Linked DNA regions of Homo sapiens: region 2 is linked to region 1. A link is an interaction called in ENCODE POLR2A ChIA-PET data of the cell type or tissue named here. Cell type or tissue: IMR-90. All regions are shown on one strand. Links, peaks and the distances in the headings refer to the core of each region. The heading gives the core; the rest is flanking DNA. Region 1 has its middle 250 kb from the start of CDH6. Region 2 has its middle 60 kb from the start of CDH6.

What was found. Peaks named below come from ENCODE experiments on the same cell type or tissue, not always from the same donor. Only the 100,000 strongest peaks of a DNase experiment are listed, where the experiment ranks them.
Region 2: POLR2A ChIA-PET joins it to region 1 with 18 read pairs; 2 of 35 experiments call an interaction of 5 or more read pairs at or near these places.

What each region holds. Positions count from the first base shown.
Region 1 is chr5:30,940,620-30,946,005 of GRCh38, forward strand. No RefSeq gene overlaps it. Among named protein-coding and RNA genes, the nearest start is that of CDH6, 250 kb to the right of the region's middle. In IMR-90, for the core only: no CTCF peak of the experiment used is centred there; no DNase peak of the experiment used is centred there.
Region 2 is chr5:31,130,689-31,136,074 of GRCh38, forward strand. No RefSeq gene overlaps it. Among named protein-coding and RNA genes, the nearest start is that of CDH6, 60 kb to the right of the region's middle. In IMR-90, for the core only: no CTCF peak of the experiment used is centred there; a DNase peak (open chromatin) is centred at 3,003; H3K27ac peaks cover 182 bases.

The sequences.
Region 1 (5,386 bases), core at 76-5,075:
TTAGCAGTTAATCAGCCAGTTTAGAATATATTGGCATATCTTTCTAGAGAGAAAGAAAGGAAGAAAATGAAAGCAAAGATTTTTTTTTTTTTTTTTTGTGATAGCAGTTTTACTAACCCTGTGGAAAGAGATTTATTTTTAGACAAATGTAGGGTCTGACCTTTCATGTTTCAAGACAACCTGGCATAGTGCGGGCTTTCCTGTTATCTTTTGCTTCTGCTTGTCCCCTAGAGGCAAGTCCCTCCTATCAAGAGCCAGATTAAGGGAAATTTTGGAAGAAAGAGACAGGCAGGAATAAACTGGAACTAAAGCCCTTAATATCCATGAAGTGATTAAAATGCAGCCATGCCCAGCAAGACCACACTGCTGTTATCAAACAGACATTGACAACTTCGTTGAACTCAAGTCAATGGTATAAGGGGGAACATAAAAACTTTTAAGTTTGGGGTGTCTCCAGGAAATACACTCAGATTTCTCAACACACACTGGCAGCGTTCACACATTACCCATCGCTGACGGCGATCTCACACTTCGCTTGTCCTCTGCCAAATGGACTCTAGGGCCTCATCCAGGAAAGCAGCATGCTGCCCAGGTGTATGGGATGACTGGCTAGTTTATCGATTTGTGATGCTTCAAAAGTTGGCAAATCAAAAAAAAAAAAAAAAAAAAAACATCCTGTACTGCAGATTACACACATTTTAATCCACTGCTGTTACTGATCAAAAACAGTTTCACCGACTACATTGTTTTTGGAATCTAGTTTTCAAAGAAACTAGTAGAGAGGGGATTCTTTTTCCATTTTGACTTTGGCCATGACACTGAAGAAATACCTGACCTAAATGCTTTTCTGTTTTTTTTTTTTTTTCGTGGGGAAGGGGGCAGAAGGTCAGGAGAGGAACATCCATGCAAAATAAAAATAGCACCTCACTCTCATATTTACTTAAAAAGAAAAAAAGTAAGGAAAAAAAGGCACCAACATCTTATTCTATTTGGTTTTCTTTTTGCTAAATTGCTAAGTGAGCAACCAACACCCTCAAAATAGAACTAATAACTGCAATCAAATACAAGAATATTTATATTTTAGAAGATTTACATTTAAGCTCCATATCTGTGTTAGCCAAGATTCTTTTCACTTCCTCCTATGAAAACCACCCTCACTAAACCATCAAAAGTCTCAGTGGCTTATTCATCTGTTAAAGCATCCGTGCAATGCTTGACAAGCCATCCTGGGGCCATGGAGAAGCAAGAATGGGGACAGTACAAAGGATGCTGTACCTTTGGAAGATCTAGTGTGAAGAGCCCTAGACTGCCATGTGCTGTCACTAGGACAAAATCCAAAAGGTGCAAGCAGGTATCACTTACTATTGCAATTTAGTATTAATGAAAGCATTTGAAAATCTGTGTATGAGAAAGTGTATTTGCTATCTCACATGGCAGGGGCTTGGCATCATGAAGAATCTTGGCTCATTGCTGATTGGCAGAGTCTGTAACATCTGAAACTAGTGAAGAGAGAACGGATTGGCGGTCCTCAGATGACATTCATCATCACCAGTGCACTTGAGGGTGGTGCTTCTGACCGTAACATTTCCAGCCTCCATGATTTTCAACTGTCAGTATAATAACTCGAAATCCAGCCATACAATATTATCCTTTGTGTGCAAACGTCTTAAAAAGTGGACAAAAGTTATTCAAAGAGTTGAACTAAAACGTTCTCATTTTTCATTATCATATCAGGCAAAAAATGAAGGACTCTTTTAATGTTTTTGTTATTTACATCTATTTTAAAACAAATAGATATAATTCCCATAGGTCAATAGTTCAATTGCCACCATTCTTCCAAGTACCCTGTGGGAGGATTAGTTAAGAATGCTTATGTAATATAGTTCTAGAACTGAATTAAGAAAGATAATGAGCTGATACATAGTGCACTTTATGTATAATAACTGAATCTGCAGAGTCTTTGAGATATGGTAATATAGCATATTTTCTGATTATAAAGTATTCTACTTAAAAAAATTACATAGCTCAGATTTCTGTCTTATATTATCCCCATTTTACAAAAAGGAACCCCAGAATCTAAACCAAAAACATTCTTCTTGGCCAAAAACCATTCAGACAACTGTCAAAATATATGCAAAAAGGTCAATAAAATGCTTTTATCTTTTAAATCAGAACAGCCATAAAATGGGATAAATTTTTCAATGTGTTCATTATTTATATCATCTCCATTTCAAAACACATATGCTCTTCATTTTTTCTCTGGCTTCCGCTTTGCTATTTTCACTCTGTTGAAGGTTGAGAAATCAGAAAAACTAGCTTAATTCATAAATAGGGATAAGAAAGCCCTAATTAAAATCTTGAGGACTGGCTGGGCATGGTGGCTCATGCCTGTAATCCCAGCGCTTTGGGAGGCCAAAGACAGGCAGATCACCTGAGGTCAGGAGTTCGAGACCAGCCTCCAACATGGTAAAACCCGTCTCTACTAAAAATACAAAATTAGCCGGGTGTGGTGACTTGTGCCTGTAATCTCAGCTATTTGGGAGGGTGAGACAGGCAAATTAATTGAACCCAGGAGGCAGGGGTTGCAGTGAGCTGAGATCTCGCCATTGCACTCCAGCCTGGGCAACAAGAGTGAAACGCCTCCCTCTCAAAAGAAAAAAAAAAAAAAATCCTGAGGGTCTAGTTAGGAGAATGTTCACCAAATACCAACCCACAGATTTTTCTGGGATATACATCATAAGCAACTACTACAACTCAGAGAGCTCTTCTAATTTCAAGCTGTCACTGAAATTTCAAATGGTTAAAATTGCCAGATAAGGGATGCCACAATGAGTAAACAGTGGTATGTGTATTCTTTTTCAACAGGTATATTTCTTCATTTTAAATTGGCACTTGGCATAAGCGCTTCTTAAGCTAAGCAGCATTCTTAAAGAAAAAAGAAAAAGGTCAGTGCTAACCCAACATGATTAAAAAGAAATACTCCATAATGAGAGGTTATATCAGTACTTTACAAAGCATTAGAAACTTAATTTAAGATATTAAAATAGTCTGGACATCATTCTGTTGAAAAAGTACAGAGAAGTATTTCTAAAAATAATATAGGTTCTTGGCAATATGAACTCTGAGGAGAGATTAAGTGAATAGATAATGTTTAGCTCCTCAAAATTCACTTACGTAGGTGGAGAAGAACAATTTAGTATAATATAAATAATCTACCTGAAAGGGAAATGCACAAGGGAAAAGAATTGGAGATGCTACTAGTCAGAAAGACAGCCAAAAATAATAAGCTTAATATCTTTTTTTTTTTTTTTTTGGAGACAGAGTCCACTCTGCTGCCCAGGCTGGAGTGCAGTGGCAGAATCACACCTTCTGCAACCTCTACCTCCAGTGCTCGAGCAATCCTCCCACCTCAGCCTCCCAGGTGGCTGGGTCTACAGGCATGTGCCACCACGCCTGTCTAATTTTAAAATTTTTTGTAGAGACAGGGTTTTGCCATGTTGCCCAGCTGGTCTCGAACTCCTGGTCTCAAGCAATCCACCTGCCTCAGCCTCCCAAAGTGCCACTGCACGGGCCAAACTTCACCACTTTAACAGTAAGTGTCAGATAAAGCAATATTCTTAGGCAGTAAATACAAGAAAGTAATGTAACCGTATACTTACTATAATAAAATCACTCTTTCTTCCCCCTCCAGCAATAATCTAAAAGAAAGTTTATCTTGTCCTCCATCAAGATCAATTAAATACCCACTCACTGGTTCAGAGGATGGTCCTAGGAACCCAGATATCTGGTGTGTATTTAATACACAATCATTAGAAATTTTCCCTCTTCTAAATTAAAATAATCCACATGTATTTTTGACTGTTTTAGAATGAAAGAAGCAACAGAATAAAGAAAAGAAAAATGAAAAGTAGACCTGTCAGCCTAATTACCAACTGAGTGTATTTACTAAATCCTCATCACGCATCCTTCCTGAAGATAAAATTAATTAAAATTATTTTAAAAATTCTGGCCCTGATGAGTCTACAACAACATAAAGGCCAACATTTTTGAAACACAGAAAGTTCAGTTATCTATACACCGAAGTTATATGAAAAATAGAAGAAATATTTGCAACGCGTTCAGTAAAGACTTCAAAAAGAAAAGAATTTTAAAAATTATAATTCAATCTTAGTATTTCCCAAAAGGCATGTTACCTGTAAAAGCCCACATGGGGTAAGCCACATAGAGCCTTTCCAAATATTATGGTTATTGGAGATCACTTGAGCTCAGTACAGTAAATAAATCACAGCTCATGGTGGTAACCATCCAAGTGTCTTCTTCTGACTCCTAGAACCATCACTGCAAAGCTTCAATTTACTTAATATTAGTGAGAGAAATCATATAATATGTATCTTGATCATGCATAACACTATGTTTAATAATTGTTAGATACCTAGAAACAAAATATATTCCCCATTCTCAAAAGGCTCCAGTGTAATCAGCAAGGAGAAAAATGATAAGAATTAGGGAGAAAAACAATGCTTCTTAAATAATTTAGTACAATAAGAAAATTGCCATCATGATTAATAAATATTCACTTAAAAGCACCTACTTCTCCTTCAGAGTTCAGCTCAAATGTTATTTCTTCCAGGAAATCATTATTCAATACTCCTCTTCCTTGACTTAACAGAAATTAAGTCAGGGACCTTTAATATATGTTCTTATTACCCATTCTATTTAATAACAAAGTATTTGTACTTATCATGCTCCGGGTTTTTTTGTTGTTGTTGTTCACACTGTTTACTCTTTGAAATCAGGCGTTATGTCATTTTTGTAGATAAATTTCTAACAAGAGAAAGCTACGTCTTTAGGTCTGACAAGTAGGAAATGTCTAATAAATATTCATTTAATTAATCAATAACACCTAGTATCTGCTTAATAAATATTTCTAAATTTTGTTGAATTGCCAAGTGCACAGAGAAGTATTTCAATTTCAAAAAATAGAACAATTTCAAAGGAATGTGGGGAACTAATCACTTTAAATTTTAGCCATATCACTTTCATTTCTTATTTTGAGACAAGGTCTCACTCCATCACCCAGGTTCATGTGCAGAGGTGCAATTATGACTCACTGCAGCCTCCATCCCCTATGCTCAAGCAATCCTCCCGCTTCAGCCTCCCAAAGTGCTGGGATTACAGGCATGAGCTATGCCATACTATTCAACAGAGTTTACTCCAATGATATTTCAATCTGTCCAATCTCAAATTCATAGACAGAAAGGATAAAATTTTTCACCACCTCAATAATCCAAAGATAGTAATTTAACTTCTCAATTCAAAAATCATACATTTATAGATACCAACTTTAGGATCAGAAAGCTCATCATTGCATATAGGAGTTCTGTGA
Region 2 (5,386 bases), core at 219-5,218, 190 kb after region 1:
AAATTCCAAAATCTAAAAAGCTCTGAAAAACTTCAAGATTTTTCATAAGCTTGATGACAAAATCTGATCTGAACTGAGGAGAGCATGTTTTCTATTTATCCTGCTTACTGCAAACGTTCACATTTTCTGGAAAAATATTAATGTGTTTGATAGTGGGGTTTTACCTAGACTTTGTTGATAGCATTGATTGCGTCATATGCAATATGTGCATAATATTATCTTTCTAAAGTTTGGGGGAGGGAGAATTTGAGCTTTTAAGAGTATTTCAGATCCCAAGAGTTTTGAATGAGAGATTGTAAACCTTTTTTATAAACTAAAATGTAGTATTTTGTGATTTTATGCATTTAAGGAAGCCCAAATTTACAGAATTTAATTATAATGCAGAAACTCTGCCTTAGAGTAATAGTAGAAAGACCTTTTTGTAACCTTGCCTTACCTATATCACCAGTAGCGTGTACAGACTCCAAGGAGCAAATTAAAGCAAGATAGAGTGTACTGTCTCCAAAGAAAGCTGGGCTTTTCTGCTGGCTTCCTTATTTCATCTGGCCTACAACATTAAGCATGTTAATAACCAGAACACTCCTGCAAGTCGTTTGACCAAGCCGGCCTTCAGGTCCCTGGAGTTCACGCAGACCTGCACAGTAAATCTATTGTAGTAATTTGAAATATGTATTACAAATACAAAGGAATCTACATTTAATCCATCTCTAAAAATCATATTTAAAAATCATTGGAAAGGAGGATAAAGTTTATGGGGCATAATCCCATCCGTGTGGAATTTTGGCTGACCATCAAAATACCTTTTGATACCATAAATCTGTTTTAATCTTTAAGAAGTTCTGCACTGAACCAAAAAGGTTTCCAAGTGCGATGGTGCTGAAATGTGTGCAGTCGACCACGGTGTTGAGTCCCGCATCACTCACTGGGTTATCACCCAAGGAAAATAGTACTTTCGACCTCTTGATAATCATGACCATGCAAATGTCTCATTTCTTCTGTGTTCAATCTGACTCACAATTAAATTAGACAGTAAACATAGACATGTGTAAATACCAGATAATATTTCTCAACCTGAGTTTGGGGAACAGAAACCTTTTCAAACCTTTTAATGACAAATAAGCCACTAAGGAAATGCGAAATGTATATGTTGCAACGCAACGCTGCTCTGTTGATGCCTCTGGACACTCGACTGTGGTGGAAATAGGATACTCTAAAAAGACAATGTTGAATAACAAAAATGTAATTTTGCTTAGAAATCGATAAAATGTCTAAATGTTATTAGAACTTATGGATAAGCATCAAGTGTACAGTGGCTGGCCTGACTTCCAAAATATCAGTTCAGTAAATAAACTATGAGCTTAATAGAAAGCTATAACATAGGTGCTAATTACATTCCCCCAAAAACAATGTCATAGAGAGAGTTCTGCATGAGGACATTCCTTTGATGTCTGTATCTCAGAGTACCCAAAAATACTATTTTCTGTTAGGATTAATATTTTTGGGGGGGTTTGGTTGTCTCCTGGTTCTTAGTAAGTGTGCAAGGATTATTAATATTTGTTTAGGTTTTGTCTATCAATTTTCTTTTCTGCATAAATTTCTAGCAAGTATCATGATAGAGAAGAAGGGAAAAGGGAAGAGAAGACGAGAACAAGATGAAAGTAGATGAGGCAAGAAACTCTCACTTATATACATCAGTCAACTGATATAAACACTAATGACTGCTTAATTTTGAGATGCTGGGGTTTTCTTTTTTCTTTCTCTTCAGCTCACATTCTGTTTTTCTTGGTTGTGTTGTTATTTAGTCTATATTTTGATTTTATTATAGACTCTACACATTCCTGAGAGTAGCCATTTCATCCTGTCTTTTGAATTTCTGGTACTCAGAATAAATGAAAGTAAATGTCCAAAGAGGCTTAGCAATAACGTACTAAACATCCTTATCAGATAGGCTTAAAAATAAGCAAAAACTAAGAGTTCATCAAATGAGAGGCTGTGTAGTTGATGTTGAGTTTTAGACTCTCAAACTCCATTTGTTTTGTTTTGTTTTTTAAGATATAGGATGACCAATTGTACTAGAGCAACATGAAGACCAACAGAAGTTATTGTTGGGAGTTTTCTTCTGAGAAATAAATTTGCTTTCTTAGCTTTCAATGTCCTGCCTAAATAATATGACTTAAGAATGTAGGGCCAGGTGCGGTGGCTCATGTGGTAATTCCAACACTTTGGGAGGCCAAGGCGAGAGGATCACAAGGTCAGGAGTTCAAGACCAGCCTGGCCAACATAGTGAAACCCCGTCTCTACTAAAAATACAAAACTTAGCCAGGCATGGTGGCACGCGCCTATAGTTCCAGCTACTTGGGAGGCTGAGGCAGAAGAATTGCTTGAACCTGGGAGGCGGAGGTTGCAATGAGCCAAGATCTCGCCACTGCACTCCAGCCTGGGCGACAGAGTGAGACTCCGTCTCAAAAAAAAAAAAAAATGTAAAGCTTGCAACTCAATTGTAGCAATTGGTTGCAGACCTGATGTTAGACCACTGCCCAAATCTGCACTGTGTAATGTAAAGGACAGTCTTCTGAGGTCAGAGCTATTATTACGGCTTTATTTGCCATATGTTTAAGTGGGAAGTGCATATTTCAGTCAAGTTCACTCATTTTTGTTTCCAGTCTACTGTGCTGCTTTTGTAACTAGAAAACATTTTTAAAATAAAAATGTTAAAAGCAGAATCAATGGAAATAATGAAAATATCTATTCAGTCGTGATTCCCCATACAGGTTAACATGACTGGAAAGAAACCTGTAGCAGTGGAGAGGTATTGCACCTCCCTAAACGTCTTTCAGTTCCCAGGTGGGAATGGAAAGCAACCTTTCTCATACACTTTCTCCTTTTTCTCTGACTATAATGTTTTCTGATTCTATTTAGGAGTGTGTCTAATTGATTTTTCCAGTTTAGCAAGACTTGCCCTGAGTCATTTCCTGTTTCCTCTTTTGCTGCGAACAGAGACATCTCTGCAGAAAGCCTTTCCATCCCATGATAGCTTCCTTGGACCGAGCATATTCAAGTCCAGCGCTATGCAGCCAGGAGGGTGTCTGCTCCCTTAAGAACCCACCTCATAGTGTGGAAATAAACAAACAAGGGAAGGCAATTCAATAACAAAAGAAAGCAACTCAAAAGCTAAGGAAACCTAGCTTCAAAGTCCCTGAAAAATAAACACATTTATGAGACAGTCCTATTTGACACTTTTTTAAGAATTTTTGATAACATTTCATAAAATAGAAACCTAGGTTCTCACCCTTTTTCTATTGTTTAAAAATCTTTATTGTTGAAATTAAAAGAAATTAGAGAATAAAGGTCTGTTCTTTATTAAGAAAATAATTTAGAGTACATCCATTTCTTGACCTCACTACTCATTATATTTCCATTAAGGGCATTACTTTCCACTTGGCATAGCAGTCACTTGAATACTAAACTTGTGCTCAAAAAAGAATACACCCACCTTTTATTTTTTAATTCCTACTAAATGAAAATTAGTTCATTTTGGCTTACATTTCTTTAAGCTGATTTTGAAAATAGCCTTTTTGATGTGTACTCAGGCCAATAAAACCTCCCTACTACCCAGGGCCATTCCAATCCCTTCTCAAAAATCATGCTCTTGGCCAGGCAGGTGCGGTGGCTCACGCTTGTAATCCCAGCACTTTGGGAGGTGGAGGTGTGCGGATCATGAGGTCAAGAGATCGAGACCAGCCTGGCCAACATGGTGAAACCCCATCTCTACTAAAAATACAAAAATTAGCTGGGCATGGTGGCACGCGCCTGTAGTCGCAGTTACTCGGGAGGCTAAGGGAGGAGAATCGCTTGAACCCGGGAGGCAGAGGTTGCAGTGAGCTGAGATGGGGCCACTGCACTCCAGCCTGGTACAGCAAGACTACGTCTCAAAAAAAAAAAAAATCACACTTTTACCTGCCACCATGACAGTGTCATGGTTTCCATTTTTCTTTTCTTCTCTCTCTTGCTTTTCTTTTCTTATAATCTGTCAGTAGATTGGCAACAGAAAAATATGAATATATCATGTGATATTAAATACACTTAAAAGGACATGATTTTTGTGTTTTTTTTTTTTTAACGTGCACGCAGTTCAAAGGGGAAAAAGTACTCACGTTTTTTAAAGTAGTCAAGAGAACACTGCACATGTGTGGGAGGAAGCTGTGTCTCACTTGTTATAACCGGGTTAAGGATTTTACTCTATTACTATATAGCAGACAATAAAAGCAGTAGATATTGATATCTAAAAAAATCACCATTTAATCGTCTTAAACTTCACACATATAAGTAAACTTTTAAATTGATTGTCCTTCGTGCAATAATTCACTTATTGTTCAGCCCACAGAGTTTAAAATTATATATACTTCCTAAAGATGAGTACAGGCAGGAGGAAAAAAAAAAGGTAGCTTGTAACAGCTACAGCTTCTCTATTACTATCTACCATGAATACCTTCAACTGAAAAACACCTCACAGAAACAAAATAAAGGTAAAACTATGTATTAGTCCATTTTCACACTGCTGTAAAGAACTACCCAAGACTGGAAATTTATAAAGGAAAGAGGTTTTATTGACTCACAGTTCCACATGGATGGGGAGACCTCAGGAAACTTACAATCATGGAGGACAAAGGGGAGGCAAGGATCTTCTTCACATGGCAGCAGGAGAGAGAAGAGCTAGCAAGAGCAGGGAAAACTGCCTTATAAAACCATCAGATCTCATGAGAACTCATCACTATCATGAGAACAGCAGGGGGGCAACTGCCCCCATGATTCAGTCACTTCCCACCAGGTCTCTCCCTCAACATCTGGGGATTACAATTCAAGATGAGATTTGGGCAGGGACACAAAGCCTGACCATATTAAACTGGTTTGTGTGTTTTGCAAACACAACTTCAGAAAGCAGCCCCTAACTCACCTTTCCAATTCCCTCTCCTGTTACCATGCACATAGATGACAGGCTTGAGGGCCATTTGCAAAGATTCCAGTTCTCCACTGGCTTTGTGGGAGGGTTGTGTTTCCTATCATGTCATGTGACTTGCTGTGGCCAAAGAAATGGAAGCACAAAGGAAACACATAATTTAGCAGAAGTTTTAAGCGCCGCATTCTCTAGTCCCTGGGAAGTTCATGTCCAAATCGAGCCTCCATTGGCTTCTTCTACCCGTGAGTGACAACAATGAGTAGTGCCCCCGCTTTGCAGATTCACAATGAACATGTAACCTGAGGAAAAAAATAAACTTTTGTGCTAATTCACCAAAATTTTGAGATTTGTTTGTCTTACTGCAACTTAACCTCCCCTAACACATCATCTCATTTAGAAACATAAGCGATCCCACAGGAGGCAGCAAAA